Regions from separate parts of the Homo sapiens genome. Here region 2 is linked to region 1. Evidence: chromatin contacts called from ENCODE Hi-C or POLR2A ChIA-PET data. All regions are on one chromosome and are shown on one strand. The core of a region is the stretch at or near the end of the contact, and the rest is flanking DNA. Distances in the headings are between cores, read along the strand shown. Region 1 overlaps MAML3 (mastermind like transcriptional coactivator 3). Region 2 overlaps MAML3 (mastermind like transcriptional coactivator 3).

Evidence for each region. Hi-C counts contacts between places; a loop is a spot of excess contacts on that map. ChIA-PET counts read pairs that join two places held with the same protein, here RNA polymerase II (POLR2A). Pooled maps may share reads with other maps.
Region 2: POLR2A ChIA-PET joins it to region 1 with 16 read pairs in naive thymus-derived CD4-positive, alpha-beta T cell. The contact joins two enhancer-like sites. A Hi-C loop is called at or near these places in 3 of 168 maps with a recorded cell type or tissue (cardiac septum, left ventricle myocardium inferior and psoas muscle), 2 of 37 single-sample maps with no recorded cell type and 3 of 50 pooled maps. POLR2A ChIA-PET finds 5 or more read pairs at or near these places in 6 of 52 experiments (Caco-2, activated T-cell, activated naive CD4-positive, alpha-beta T cell and 2 more).

The regions. Positions count from the first base shown.
Region 1 is chr4:139,930,354-139,935,849 of GRCh38, reverse strand. All of the region lies in intron 1 of MAML3 (mastermind like transcriptional coactivator 3), which reads left to right. LOC105377452 (a long non-coding RNA gene) reads right to left here. Exons shown (of 4, transcript XR_007058279.1): 2 at 5,368-5,496; 3 at 4,891-4,989; 4 at 4,134-4,796. Among named protein-coding and RNA genes, the nearest start is that of MAML3-AS1, 190 kb to the left of the region's middle. Within about 2 kb of position 1,434, at least 5 of the 41 ENCODE cell types and tissues checked have a DNase peak (open chromatin) inside an H3K27ac peak, as active enhancers do.
Region 2 is chr4:139,973,668-139,978,506 of GRCh38, reverse strand. All of the region lies in intron 1 of MAML3 (mastermind like transcriptional coactivator 3), which reads left to right. Among named protein-coding and RNA genes, the nearest start is that of MAML3-AS1, 150 kb to the left of the region's middle. Within about 2 kb of position 2,351, at least 10 of the 41 ENCODE cell types and tissues checked have a DNase peak (open chromatin) inside an H3K27ac peak, as active enhancers do.

The DNA of each region.
Region 1 (5,496 bases), core at 185-2,684:
ATATGTTAATTAGCTTGTGATAATTATTTTGCCATGTATACATATATCAAAACATCATGTTGTGCACCTTAAATGTATACAATTTTTATATGCCAATTATGCTTTAAAGAAGCTGGAAAAAATTAGCAGAAAGCACAAAAATAAATTATGAAAAATTTAAAAACTAAAACCCCACAACAAGCAAAAACCAAACCAAAAAAAAAAAACAAAAAAACCCTAGGAAAGCTGAAACACTTGAAACACTGAGAATAAGTGTTAGATAAAGGAAGCCCTATTTTTCCTCCAAGAAAGAACCCCAATATTTGATGTGATGGATTTATGATTTTACCAGGGAAGAGAAGGAGGGCAGGGAGTTGAGGGCTTATTAAGATACTGCCCAAGTAACTTCAGCTTGGTGAATATTAAGCTTACTGGGTATTGTTTGCAGAATATATTTTTATTGCTTAAATCTATTTCACGTATGTTATTTATTTATAACTTTAAAGATAATTCAATATATAAAACCTTCTCTGCTGAAACGTGGGTATTAATTTCCAAGCATCATTTATTGCACTTATGGCTGATGGATTGTTATGAGTCAGAACTAATAAACTTGTAAGGATTAATAGAATATCAGTCCGAAAAAAAAAAAAAAAAGAGGTGTCTTGATGGTTGCCATGTAACTGCATCTGCCTGGAAGGCTGAATTACATGAGAAGTCGGCTGTGTTCTGTGCCTTGCTGAGGAAGGGGGGTGATAGGCAGTAGGGGGAGAGCAGTAAAATGCATGATTAATACCTTCTAATTGAGTGGATATTGGCAGCCGTACGTTGCCCAAGACATTAAGTAGCTGGCAAACTGATACCTTTTGCTAAACATGGTTACACTCTCATGGAAGTGCCTGTTCTGTAGATTAGGCCAGGTGATGCTAAGGAAACCTGGCTTTGTTGAAACAAACCAGGCACAAGATTCAACAAGCAGAAAATTACTCTATGCCTTAGGGTTTATTTTCTCTCTGCAAAAAGAGAATCTTGCACTCCATGTATGTTACAAAGTGTTGTTAGGGCAAAGAGGTTTAGAAAAACAACATCAGCAACCCACCAGATTTCTTTGACATTTAGGGAAGAACACTTTAGTGGTTGAGTTTGGTTTTTTCCTTACTCCCTTGAGGAATACTCTTTAGGAAAAGCTGAAGTCCCTTAACTACACATGCTTTTAAAGTCAGGGGTGGAGACAGCCACATGGTTCATATTTGCCTTTCGATGGGGGTAGAAATAAGAAAGCCGAAGAGCCCCGTGGACGCCCTCACCCTCTTTCTGAGGGGGTGATGGAGAGAAGGCAGCCAGGAGCATCTGCTTCCTGATTAATGGAGAGTGACATCACCGCCGCATGCACAGCTGAAAACTCGGGTCAGGGTTGTTTTTTGCACATGTTAATCTGTATTTCCAGTTGAGAAGAGAATTGCCACATTTTCACACACCCTCTTATTTCCCTTTTATTTTTCTCCTTTTCCCTCCCTCCTCAACACTCACAAATATGCACATTCATGTTCACTCACACGCACACACACCCATAGTCGCACACACACCCATAGTCCCACACACTCTTACACACATTCACACATGCATAGTTATACATTCACATATTCATAAATACATACATCACACACAGACACACACATTCACACACACTCAGACATGCACTCACAAATATTCATAAACACATTCACACATGACATTCACACATACACGTATTCACACACATAGACACACACTCATTCACACATTCATATATTCACACATTGGCACACAAATTCACACACTTAGTGTCACACAGTCCCACACACATTCATATACACTCACATACTCATTCACATATAGTCACACATTCATAATCACATACACTCACAGATATACACATTCACACATATTCACATATAACAGTCACACTCATAATCCCATGCACTCAGACACACACTCGTTCACACACACCCCCACCCCATCCCTCTTCCTTTGGGACGCCTCTTCCCTGCTGTGCTACTCCTGGTTTTCAAACAAAGCCCCAGGCTGACCTCAGGAAGCGGAAGGGTTCTCTGGGTTACAAGCTGCCTGTTACTGTAATCATTTACTACACCTGAAGTTTGATTGGCCAAATTGGATTAATATTTAGCAGGCAGAAGCTGTCCTGACTGTGAACATCAAAGGAGTGTGACAGACTCCACCATGTTGCTGGCATCAGGCCCAAACAGCGTAGCCGCCCCACCAGCTTTACTCACTCCCAGGATGTAGGCCTTGAGAAGCCCAGAAAAAGACCTTTTTGTGGTGCTGTCTTGGTGAAAATTTGGAAATATTTAAGCAAATTCACGTGCATGAGAAGGAGGCTTTTCCGTGTAAAATGCATTACGTGTTGGATGTCTCCCCATCCTGCCCTGTCCCCACCCCTTGCTCCTATTTGGAAGATGGTTTGGGGTGTTTTCGTCTCTTGACAGCAAGTTACAGAGTAAGGAACAACAGCGCCCCAGTTTACCTCAAAGGACAAAGAGGTTGGCTCTAAGGATGCTCATGGGCGGGCCCTGAGTAGGAAGAGCCAACCAGGGAAAATATAGGGACAAACCACTCCCTCCAAGGGGCACAGGTTCCATCTATCATCTGTCTTACATGTGTGGCTATGCGTGTGTCCCTTTCTTTTCTTCCTTCCTTCCCCACTCTTTCCCTCCTTCCTTCCTTGCTTCCTTCTTTTCTCTTTCTTTCTTTCTCTCCACATCTCTGTCTCCTCATAGGAATTTCTTAGTTTCTTGGCTTTCGAATGTGACTCAACCCCTCCCTTGGCCTGTCTGTCTGCTGTGTCGCTTTTAGGTTCTGCTGCCACGGCTAACTATGTTTCCCTGTGTTTCCAGATAAACTTGTGAGGGTCAGAAGCTGACAGACCAAGCTCATTTTTCAAGCCAATCTGTGTCATACAGAGACCACGGGTTTTCCTTGGGTTGGGTCCTTCTACCTGGTTCAGTCAGCTGTGAACAAAACTTGTGGAATTTGGTCGTTTTCCTTAAAATGGAGATACGAGAGATCACCATGGCTGGCGTGAAACTAGTTCTGGATCTGATTGTCTTTTCAATTGTTTGTCCATCAGGTGAACCCACTCTGAAGGGACTTTTGGTAACATTTTCCCCAAAATAAAGATCATTAATTAATTATACTTATTTGAAATGTGTGGTGATTTTAGCTTTTTGGTTGATATCTCCTTGGACTAGCAAAGACTTGGTTCAAAGATAGTGTCTATTAGTATAGAGATAAATGATCTGTAAGGGGGGCATTTAAAACTCTTAACAAGCTGTTTTCCTGCTCCCCTCAAGCACTTTGGAAGCACTCATTTATATGTAAACAATCAATATGCTAATTGCAAATAAGCCTTATCTACTTATTAAAGCACTTAACTGACTCCAAGTCCCTGTTAACGAAGCAACACTTTGTTAACCTTAGTTTGAGGTACTGCATAATCTTGAGATCAATGAAACTTAGTTTCTTTGAAAGTATTTTATGTTTTTCCCCACATGATTACATCCTTCCATTCCAGTTAGTTCAAATTAGGTGACATAAAAAAATTCCAAGATATCAAAAAAAAAATCAAGATAACAAAAACAAAAGCTTATAAACCATCGAGGAACTAATGTAAAAAGTAAGCAATGAAAATCTGAGGAGAAAGTTACTGTCCCTGTTGTGAAAAATAAGAATTGAGTACCTTTTATTTGCATGATGTTTTTTCTTACAAAAATTTGGGCAAAGAAAGGCAGGCAAAAATACTATTCAAAGTAGTAAGCAAATCAAAAAATTATTTCTAAAGTACTTTTTTTTTTGAGACAGAGTTTTGTTCTTATCGCCCAGGCTGGAGTGCAGTGGCACCATCTCGGCTCACTGCAACCTCCGCCTCCCAGGTTCAAGCAATTCTCCTCCCTCAGCCTCCCGAGTAGCTGGGATTACAGGTGCCAGCCATCATGCCCAACTAATTTTTGTATTTTTTTTTTTTTTAGTAGAGACGGCGTTTCACCATGTTCGTCAGGCTGGTCTTGAACTCCTGACCTCAGGTGACCCGCCCGTCTGGGCCTCCCAAAGTGGTGGGATTACAGGCGTGAGCCACCGAGCCAGGCTTATTTCTAAAGTACTTTTACAAAGTTCTTTTTATTCTGCAGAAGGGGAGATTACGGAAGGAGACTGCACAGGAGGATTGTTGAGCCTGGGGCAGAAGTTTAGGCAGAAGGAAGACAAAGGCTTCTGATGAAGAGGATGCAGTCCATCCTAAACTAGTGTCAGGAACTTTATTATAGTAGAAAAAATTAGAGGATACGATCCAGAACATCAGACATCGTATTAAAGCATAAAAACCTAATTAAATATTACCTAAAATAACATGGAGTAGAAAGCATTTTAATACATCCCTGCAATTTTTAGACGGTACAAGGTAAGAGGAAGAAATGACAGCAGGAACCCTGTCGTGTCCTAAGTGTGCTGGTTCATTTTAGTTGCAAGAACGATAGACTTGCTTGGGTTACCACATCTCTCATCAGTGAAGGTTTACGGAAGGATAAATGAGGTAGCCAGAAGAGGAACGTAAAAGGAAGAGCTGAACTGCAGAAGAGCGAGGCTGTGTGGCGCCTGGGACTTGGGGCTTGTTTTAATGCTCTGCTGGCGCTGTCTTGAGATTTTTTTATAATTTTTGATCAAGGGGCCCTGCATTTTCATTTCACACTGGGCTCACAAATTGTACAGTCAGTCCTGCTGCAACCAGAGGTTCCTTCCCAACAACTTGGGACACGAGCCATAACCTTAGGAGAAAGAAGAAAACACAGACTCTGCATTGCTTCTAATTCTTCTCCCCCACATCTGTTACCCCTTTTTTTTAGAGAACGAAAAATGTACCTATAGCAGTCTTTCTCATCTCTGTCAATATACAGAGCCTACTGGCCGAGCTTGAAATGCCTATAGCAATGACGGAGCCTTCAATTTCCTAACTAGAAGCTTAAAAAAAAAATCATGAAATCAGTTGGTAACATAAGAACTGAAGTAACCAACATACTAACATGAAACTAGTAAATAAGTACAGATGTCTAGTGTCACGTTACTCCTCATTTAAACATAAGAAAAAGGGACTACGAAGAGGGTACCTGAGAGCATAGAGACCAGGGAAAGTGGTGACTGAGGGGAGAGTGTGTCATGGGAGGTATGGGGACAGCACATGTGGGTAGAAGATGATTACCACGTCACAGTTTCTGCCTCTACCTATTCCTTGCTACTGTGTTTCAGTGCTTGCATTGACCCTTCAATCCTGCCAACCCTGCTTCCTTTAATTTATAAAGATGTTTCTTAATATGGCAGCTTTGTAATGAGGGAACTTACATCCTGGAGGAGTGGCTGTTTAGTATCTTCCAAGCTGCTGAGTTCCCTGATGGCTGGGACCGTTCCTCTTCGTCTTTGCACTGTCAGCCTGTCTTTGTACTAGTGAAGCCCAGCGAACGGTCTTCATCC
Region 2 (4,839 bases), core at 1,102-3,601, 42 kb before region 1:
CTCGTTTTTAAAGCATTTGCAGATTTTCATTTTTGCAGGACTTTCCTTTCAGAGAGAAGTGGCACTTGAGACCACTTGCCACCTGTTGAGGCTCTTCTCTGCTCACTCCAACAGGCTTCCTGGAGAGGTCTTGGCTAATGCAATCTGGGCCTTGGGATAGATCTGCAGCTAGAGTTGGTGCTGAATCTTCCTGTGCTTGGGAGGCTCACCACTCCCAAAGATGGGGAGCCAGGAGTGCCATGCATCTCCACATTAGCTCACTTCCTTTGAGGCTGAAATCAAGAGAGAGACTTTGGTCCAAAGACTTTTTTTTGTAACCTTCTTGGGCTCCATTCTTCACATTTGCTTCCGAGTCAAGGAGAAGGAGCACAGACCTGAGGGATGGAGTGAATTCTAATCCAAGCTCTGAAACTGACCAGCTGGGGCCTGAAAGCAAGACTGTGACCTCAGTCTGCACCACTTCCCCTCCCATCAGTAAAGTGAGAGGATCCATTGTGCTACCTTCTGCAGTCCCTTTCAGCTTTGGTGTTCACTGATTCTGTGATGAATTTCCTGTAATTTCTGTGTAGGAACAGAAAAGAGCATAGAAGATCCTTTTTTTGTTTTTTTTTTGTTTTTTGTTTTTTGTTTTTTTGTTAGGGAGTTTCACTCTGTGGCCCTGGCTGGAGTGCAGTGGCAAGATCTTGGCTCACTGCAGCATCTGCCTCCTGGGTTCCAGCAATTCTCCTGCCTCAGCCTCCTGAGTAGCTTGGATTACAGGCACATGCCACCACACCCAGCTGATTTTTGTATTTTTAGTAGAGACGGGGTTTCACCATGTTGGCTGGGCTGGTCTCGAACTCATGACCTCAGGTGATCCAACCGCCTCGGCCTCCCAAGGTGCTGGGATTACAGGCGTGAGCTACCGCGCCTGGCCAGAACATCCTTTTAATTCTTATCTGGAGACTTAATCTATATGTTCATAATTAGTATTACCAGTAAGGGCAGAATGTTCCAAAGTAGGGTCTGACTGCATTTTTAAACAATGCAATTTGCAGAGCTCCACTCTTCCACTCCTTAGTCTTATGTGAAGGACACACTTGGACTAAAATGGTTATTGCTTTATCATAATTTGGGGATCTCTATCAGAGATGATTTAGGCCAGAGTTTCTCACCCTCGGCACTATCAGCATTTTAAATTAGATTCTTCTCTGTGGCGGGGGCCGTCCTGCGTACTCTGGGATGTTCAGCAGCATCCCTAGTCCATTTGGGCTGCTATGACAAGATACCATTAACTGGGTGGTTTATAAACAACAGAAATTTATTTCTCACAGTTCTGCAGGCTGAGAAGTTGAAGATCAAGATTCAGTGTCTGGTGAGGGCCTGTTTCCTGGTTCATAGATGGTGCCTTCTTGCTGCATGTCTCCTGGTGGAAGGGCCGAAGCAGCTCACCAGGAACTCTTATAAGGGCAAATCCCATTCATGAGGCTCTGCCCTTACGACCTGATTCCCTTCCTAAAAGCCCCACCTTCTAATATGGCACATTGATGATCAGGTTTTAACATATGAATTTTGGGGGAATACAGCCATTCAGACCATAGTACCTGGGCCTCTGTTTAATGGATGTGACACCCTCTTCTCCCCACAGTCGTGAAAACTATCTCCAGACATTGCCAGATGTGCCCTGGAGGGAAAAAAAAATCACCCTAGTTGAGAACCACTGATTTAGTTTTAATTTAGGGTATGTATTTAAAAGGCAGAAAAATAAGTATAGAATCAAACTTAATTAAGCAAATGCCTCTAAAAAACACTGAATTTTAAAAGAGGTAATAGTAAAATTTGAATTTGCAGAAATGTAGGACTTGCTTTTAAAGCTCATATCTTAAGTACATACTAACCACATATGGCTTCTCAACTGTACTTGAGATTTCTTCAATCAGGAAATAAGATCATCCACCTTTTTTTTCCTGAAGGTATCACCTATGATTCTAAGTAATATTGGATGACTGGATGTTAATGTACTATGCCTTCATAATTTCTAAAGAAATGTATGAATAAGATATTAACCTGACATAAATAGTACTTTCTTGCTGTGGCTCTAGTAAAGTCTTAACATCTGCACAGACTGGTAAAGACTTCATCACATCCCCTCTTGCTTTTTCCATTTCCAAGATGCTTATTACACCAAGGCTGATGTTAAAAAGATTTCTTGTCATCTGCTCTGATTACTGTTTTTGGGGGAGGAGAAAACATAATGAAGAGAAGAAGAAGAAAAGAAAAAAAACCAGAAGAACAGGATCTGTCTTTCCTGTATTTTGTGTTCCTGAGAGCTGATAGAGAACAAATTGTGAAATGTGGGAGGCTTTGCCCAGCATTCAGGCTGAAGTTGCCTTAAAAGGAAAGTATGGCACGTTACACATTTCCCACTTCCTTCTTTTTTAGTTTCCTTTTAGCCATTCTCAGAAATGTAAGCAGGAAGAAAATAGCAATCAATTATGTTTGGAAACAACTGAAGTTAAATCTGACTGATATTTGTTTATAAAACTATGCATCATTTTATTTTCAGTACATTTTCAGTTCCTCTTTTGCCCCTAACATTCTCCTAATTCCCATGGTGAATATATTTCCTTTAATCCAGGCCTGAACACTGAGATAGTTAACAGCCCCTGGTTGTTATTTCTTGATGAAGTCTCTCCTAGTCAGCTCCTTTTTTCTTCCCATTGCCTTCCTTTAGTCCAAGTTTTCATAACCTCTAGGCCCTCCACTTTGCAGTTCAATCTGTGAGGTTAATGACTTCACACCTTTTTCATTATATTCATGCCTTCATTCACTGGACAAATAGTTCCTGGGCCCCTATTCTAGGCCAGACACTGTTCTAGGCTTGAGACATACAGCAGTGAATAAAGCAGACAAAACCCCCTTTCCTCATGGAGTTTATACTACCTAAGGGAGGAGGGCAGTGGATAGAGACATTTTAGAAAGTAAATAAATCATATCACATGGTAGAATATGGTAGATGTAATGAAAAAAGTAGAGCAGGGAAGGGAGATAAGGAGGTATATGGGGTGTGTGTGTGTGCATGCCTGCACGCGTGTTCATGTGTGAGCCTGTGTGTATGGAAAGGGTAGGCTGCAATTTTAGATACGGTGATAGGGAAGGCTTCACTGAAAAGTGACATTTGAGCAATTACATGAAGGAGTAGCCAAACATGGAGATACCTGAGGAAAGAGCAGTCTAGGCAGAGGAAACGCATGTGAAAATGCTTGAAGTGTGCCTGGTATATGAGGAAGACTCTGAGGAGGCTGGTGTGGGAGAGGAGGACATAAGGCGACAGTTGATAGGGGTGGAAGAAGCAGATGCTGCAAAGCCTTGCAAGCCCTTGCAAGGACTTTGGCTTTTATCTGAGAGAGATGGGATGCTGCTGGATGGCTCTGAGAAGAGAATGGTGTGATCTGACTTGCAGGTTAATAGGATCATGTCACCAAGTCGTCATATCACTTCCCCTACTTAAATCCACCACTTGACAACATATAATCCCTTTATCCACAGAGACAAATACAAACTCATCTTCCCTGTCCCTAATCAAGAATTTTTCCAGTCACCCTGCACAAGCCCTCTGCACTCTTAGTAAACAGTGACCACCTCCTGCCCCTTTCACATTCTACCCGTCCTTCAAGTCCAAGCTGAAGTTTCTTTTTCCAGAAAACCTTTGCCACCTCAAAATTGATCTCTCTCTTCTCTGACCTCCTATCGTATTGATTATTTATCAATAAATACAATATAATATATGGACTTGACCATATATTATCTGGACTTCACCATATATTATCTTGGATTGTTTTCTACGTAGGCATTGAAAGGTTTATAGAACTTGAGACCTAGAAGAGTCTCGGGAATCATCTCTTCTGACTCCTTCATTTTACCAGTGAGGAAATAGAAGCCCAGCAATGTTTAGGATATTGCCAAATTCGCTCAACTAGCTGTTTAATGTGTACACTGCCTTTCTCAATGAAATTATAAGTACATTAAGGAATGATAACATGCCTTATACTTCTCCAAAATCTCCTATAATAGTGGTTAACATAGTACTCATGTAACAGACACTTACTAAGTTCAATTAAATGGCCGGGCGCGGTGGCTTACACCTGTAATCCCAGCAGTTTGGGAGGCCGAGACGGGCAGATCACAAGGTCAGGAGATCGAGACCATCCTGGCTAACACTGTGAAACCCTGTCTCTGCTAAAAATACAAAAAATTAGCTGGGCGTGGTGGTGGGCGCCTGTAATCCCAGCTACTCGGGAGGCTGAGGCAAGAGAATGGTGTGAACCCGGGAGGCGGAGCTTGCAGTGAGCCGAGATAGCGCCACTGCACTCCAGCCTGGGTGATAGAGCGAGACTCTGTCTCAAAAAAAAAAAAAAAAAACTATTAAATGTAAGAATAAATTGATTTTTAGGTGGTTTGGTTTTAAAGGAACGTTGTAGGCCGTTAATTCATCAACCACATTTTGAATTAACAGATGTTCTAAATGCAAAAAGCTATGTAAAATACTTGTATGTAATTTGGCTTGAATTTTAGGGATTTGCCTGTGAATGTAGTTAGATGGGAGAATGAGAAATTTTGCCTTTCTTGGAGGTTTTTGTTCTGATGTAATGGTGAAAGGTAATTCTATCATCTCTGCATGACACAGCTATTTTTGTTGCTTCAGCAAGATTTATCAAAGCAAGTGGTTTTTGACCATTCTTTGTCTCCAAGGGAGAGACAATTGTGGCAGCATCCCATCCTCTGAGCTGGTTTTTGTTTTTGTTTTTTGGAGAATAAGTGGTTTTGATTACAGGTGTGAACTTGTGGTATTCACAGATG